Regions from separate parts of the Homo sapiens genome. Here region 2 is linked to region 1. Evidence: read pairs that join two places in POLR2A ChIA-PET (ENCODE). Cell type or tissue: MCF 10A. All regions are shown on one strand.

Region 1 (2,500 bases):
CCATGTATGAGGCCATTTGCTTTTCTCCAAACACAGCTTGTGCTTTCTTCTTCATACTTAGGCTAATTGTGTTTCCTGCTGTGTAATTGCCAAATTCTGTTTTTCATTGCCTAGCTAAAAAGCCATGTTGATTTGTGAAGCTTTCTGTAATCACCAAAGATTTTTTAAAAATTCAAACCAATTAATATATTTCCTTAAAACTCATAGCCCTCTTCACATTATTTCCCAGTGTTAATTTTATGTATATGCATTATATTCCCTATTCAACTGCAAACTCCTCAAAGGCAAGGGCCTTGTCTTCAACTTAATTCTGTCTCCCACAGAACATAACATAGTATCTTCTACATAGTAGTTGCACAATAAGTATATACTATCAAACAAAGAGAAACATTTATATTATAGCTTCCTAAGATTTCCTATTCTCATTTCAAAAGAAATGGAGAATTTAGAGTCTCTAGGATTATTGCCCTTGGCCTGTAAAGGTTTTTATTTGTGCCCAAATATGTAACCTCGAGTGAACTTTGTATCAGATGATCTGGGAAAGTACACCGCTTTCTGTTATCAAACATTTCTGTTACTTTGCTTTTCAAGCTGAAAAGGGGAGATAACTTCTGTTTGCTTTGAGCTTTTGTTGATGGTTTTCTGCTCTGCCTACTAATCAGGGTTGTATTATTTACCTTGTTTAAAAAGGTTCATCTGAACATTCTCTCTCTATTTTGAATTGTAATTGGATATTAATTCACTGCTGCGGGATACGTTGGTAAAGATTTTTGAAATTGCAGGGAAATGTTTCTTTAATCCCTCAAGTTTGTTAAGTGCTTTCTTATAATGGAGATCATAATCTCCGAGTTGGTAGAAGGGATGAAACGGTTACTGGGGATATTTTTCCCTTGTTAGAAAATTGCTGTATTAAAAAATACTTCATCCAGTTTTTTAATCCTTTCCACATGCTGTATGGTCCTTAGGAAATAAGTAGATTCTTAGCACCGATTTCATGTTTTTAATAAGGAAGGCATTGAGTAATGTTCAGGTCACTGTGATTCACAGAGTTAGTGGCCTGGGGCCTTTATTGGTAAAGCTTGAAAGTAGTTTTCTTTAGCATTGTGCATACACAGGTAGCTGCTAGAATGCTCACAGGAGGCTGTGATTTGGGGAAACAGGCAGTCATAGAATATCTTGAACATTCAGCATAAATTGCCAAACAGCCACAGCTAGTGAATGGTTTCAGGGGACAAGGGAGAGGAGCCTTTAGGCATGATTACCCACATCTCCCTGATTTGTTCTTCCACACACAGATCTTAAGGGTCAGTTTTGATCTGCACAGCATTAAGTTTCCTCATGACTTTTAGATTTCCTTTTTCCTCTGCTTTTTATTCATACTGAAGAATTTTTTGTTTCTTTGTAAGGTGTAATCTACTTTGGAAATGATAACACTATGAATGCATTTTCTCTTTCTGTAGCATTTATGACATTGCTTGCTGACAGTTACTGTTTATTAAGTATTTGTGGCTTTTGGAGTAGTGAGCAATAGGGAGAATATTCAGGTCCAGCTAAGGGCATAAGGTAGATAGCAATGATTTCTCATTCGAAAGGGATATTTTGTTAAGACTAGGGCTGATCTTTTCTAATTTAACCTTGGATTGGTAGAAGATGGGGTGTCCCTGGCTCATTATTTTTCACTGCCCAGCACTGTTCGACAATTATCCTGAGTAGAATTAGGGGAGGGACTAGAGGATCTGTTTTCTGTGAATACAATAGGAAAGGCAGTTTTGAATTATCCAAATGGCCCCTAAATTCTGGGGGAAAATAAAATAACAACAACAGCAGTTTTAAAAATAACTACAACCTAGGTTCTGACATCCCAAAAAGGAATATTTCAACTATAATTCTCAGCATTTTAGAAATTAATTTCTTGACAAATATCAATAGGTATCATTCAGACTTTGCAAATACAGAGTTTTGAAATCAGAATTTTGCATCTCATCTCTCCCCTAAAAGAAGTATGGCAATTGTGCTTGCTGACCATGAGGCTTGTGAACTATAATACATACTTATAGGCACAAACACAGAAGCATACCCTCTCTCAGGCATCACTCAAATCTAAGAAAATTTGTTGTCTTATGTTTTAGCGAGTAACCAGCTCATAAATCACATCGAACAGTTTTTGGATACTAATGAAACACCGTATTTTATGAAGAGCATAGACTGCATCCGAGCCTTCCGGGAAGAAGCCATTAAGGTAATGCTATCCTAGCATCTCTTTTCTTCCTAAACAGTTGGCGACTATCACAGGGAAAGAGGCATACAGCATCCTGGAAATGAGTCTGGGCCGTGGAAATTATCATTCTCAATATGAATAGCAGTGTATGCCAGTGGAGCTAAAAATGACTTAAATTCATGTTACTATCACTGTCATTTCTGAGATGGGATAAAGATGAGTAGGTAGGGTGTTTTATCCCTGAAAGTTGGCTTTTTATTGTACTGAAGACCTGGCCTTTGC
Region 2 (2,500 bases), 170 kb after region 1:
ATGCATCATGTCAATTCCTTACAAATGTTCAAATTCAGTATTTTATCTCTGTTTTATAAACAATAAAATCTAGGTCCAGGGAGGTTAAATAAGTTGCCCAAGACCACTCTGCTGGGAAGGGCCCCAAATGGGAATGAAATCCATGTATTTTGGACTTCAAAGCCCATGTTCTTCCCATCATTCTGCAATAGTATAAGGAAATGCATGCTGGCCAAATGGTCTCAAGCCAAGATAATGATCACTATGATTACCAGGACAAGAATCATTGCTATTTCTCATTATAGAAACAGAAAATGAGGTTGGATGAGATTGCAAGGGGTCATCCATACCCTCATTGCTTGGCCTTTTCGTTTATACACACACACACAAATATGTCTTCTACCACACATATACTAGGGACCAAAGATAGCACTATTAATCTGGAATGAACATGTGCAAGTAGCAGGGGAAACGATTAGCAAATAATGAGTACCTACTGTATGCAGAGCCCTATGCTAGCCACTGGGGTGGCTTCAAGAGGGTTCTTTCAGACATTGATGTTGATTCTATTCAATCACATCCAAAACAATCTTTCCATGAAGGAGAAAAATAATTTGATCTGTCCTTCTCAACCCCTCTATGGACAGGTCCTGCAAAAATCCTCATGAGTACAATTCGCTGGGTTCAGGACTGGGGCCCTTGTGTCCCCCTTGTGGGGCATGAGGTCATTCTTGGATTACAGAGTTGGATAGAACCTATATTTGGAAACTCCCCCCTTTCTTTCCCTGACAATTTGCATCTACCTGGATTTCAAATTGTAACTTACTCAATTGTGCTATTTCGTCATGAGACAGTCAGCCCTGGGTACACCTCACCTTTGCTTTTACCATACACAGAAGGAGGTATCAAATGTGTACTATATGCACATGTAAACTCTGGCTTATACCTGATGCATCTCAGGAGGGGGATGGTATGCAGCTTGGGCCATACAGTATTTTCTTGCCAGCTCCTTTACATCCAGGCTCACTTCCAACTTGGCTTCCTTCCCAGCAAACAAGCAGCAGCTCGCTCATTCCCACACTCCTTTAAGTGTCTCCTCTCCCTCCAACCTCCTCTCCCTCCCCCATCTCACAGGCCACAGCTGGGCTTTTCCAGCATACCAGCTGGAAAAGGGGGCAGAAAGAGAGGAGAAAGAGAGAGTCCCAGTATCTCTCCTTTTTCTCTCCCAGCCTCTTCTGAAATCCATATTTCATAACTTCCTGCCCTGCTAGCCTTAAGTAACTTTCTCAATGGGGGCCTCAGCTAGAAGCCACATCCAATAAATTGGTCAGCTCACCCCAAGCTGATACTGGTAAGTGAAGGATTACTACAAACAACACTGTGTAGAGAACCTCACAAACAATTGATTAGAGAACTGCTTCACAACTGTCAAAACACAGGCATCTCCCCTCCTCTCATTCCCAGTTCTGCCCGTGAAAGTGAGACAGATGCATTCAATGTTGTATCCGTGCTTATGCGTGAGCAAGTTTGTACATGTAAGATAGCTATACCTGTGAAAGAGCCTGTAACCCTGTGGTGGGGTTTTAACATCCTTACCTTATCTCCCAATAGAGAATTAGAGCTTTGGTAAGAGCCTTGAGTGAAGAAAAGGTTCTTGGAGCTTCCAATTTAAGTAGGATCAGGACTGACAGAAGTAGGAACTGAAAGCTCAAAACTCTTGGAGGTAACTGTGCTCCCCCTTTCCCAGGATGGTTTTGTATCCTTGGGTCCATAATGGTGTCTGTTGCCTATTGGCCATGAAGGGCTTGCTCTCCCATCATGGTGTGTGCATGGTGAAAATTTACAATTGCAGCAACAATGTGGCTGGCAACACCTTAGGATTTCTATGAACACAGGACAGAGACTGTTCTCTCCAATCTTTGCTGAAGATATATTTGTATATGCCATGTAACATGTTTACTGGGCCTGGATGTCCTGAGATGAGATGACCCCTTGAATTGGAGAGGCTGAGGGGATCATCCCTTTTTGCTCAGATTAAAAATCTCCTGGACCCCAAAGTGACCTTATTTATGAATTCCAACTCCCGAGCTCAGAAAGGATCTTGAGGATTATCTAGTCTCCAGTCCCCATAAGATCCTCCTTCTAAGGTAGCCTATAAGATCTTGGGACAGCTTTGATAGAAAGTTTGTATAATAGTGAAACCCAAGTTTACTTCCCTGGAAATTCTATCACTATCGAAGGTACTGCCCTGTGGACCCTTTCTTCTGCAGAGCACACCTTTGGCATTTGACACCGCTTTTTTCCTAAATGTTCTCTTTTCCCCAGTTCTCCTACCTATGAAGCTGCCCACTAGATGAGCTCCAGAGGTTGTCCTTTCAAGAAATACTCATAGAGCATGAAGCGGGTGCCAGGTACTGGGTTGAGAGCCAATGATCTAACAATGAATGAACACACACAGTTCACTTCTTCCAGGGATCTTATAGTCCCTTTGCAGTGCTCCCCTTAGACCCAGGCAAGAGAA

What was found. Peaks named below come from ENCODE experiments on the same cell type or tissue, not always from the same donor. Only the 100,000 strongest peaks of a DNase experiment are listed, where the experiment ranks them.
Region 2: POLR2A ChIA-PET joins it to region 1 with 5 read pairs; 6 of 35 experiments call an interaction of 5 or more read pairs at or near these places.

Annotation. Positions count from the first base shown.
Region 1 is chr2:216,188,096-216,190,595 of GRCh38, forward strand. It overlaps XRCC5 (X-ray repair cross complementing 5), which reads left to right. Exons shown (of 21, transcript NM_021141.4): 17 at 2,130-2,239. Among named protein-coding and RNA genes, the nearest start is that of LINC01963, 28 kb to the right of the region's middle. In MCF 10A, no CTCF peak of the experiment used is centred here; a DNase peak (open chromatin) is centred at 1,056.
Region 2 is chr2:216,361,929-216,364,428 of GRCh38, forward strand. All of the region lies in intron 1 of MARCHF4 (membrane associated ring-CH-type finger 4), which reads right to left. Among named protein-coding and RNA genes, the nearest start is that of MARCHF4, 9.3 kb to the right of the region's middle. In MCF 10A, no CTCF peak of the experiment used is centred here; a DNase peak (open chromatin) is centred at 1,013.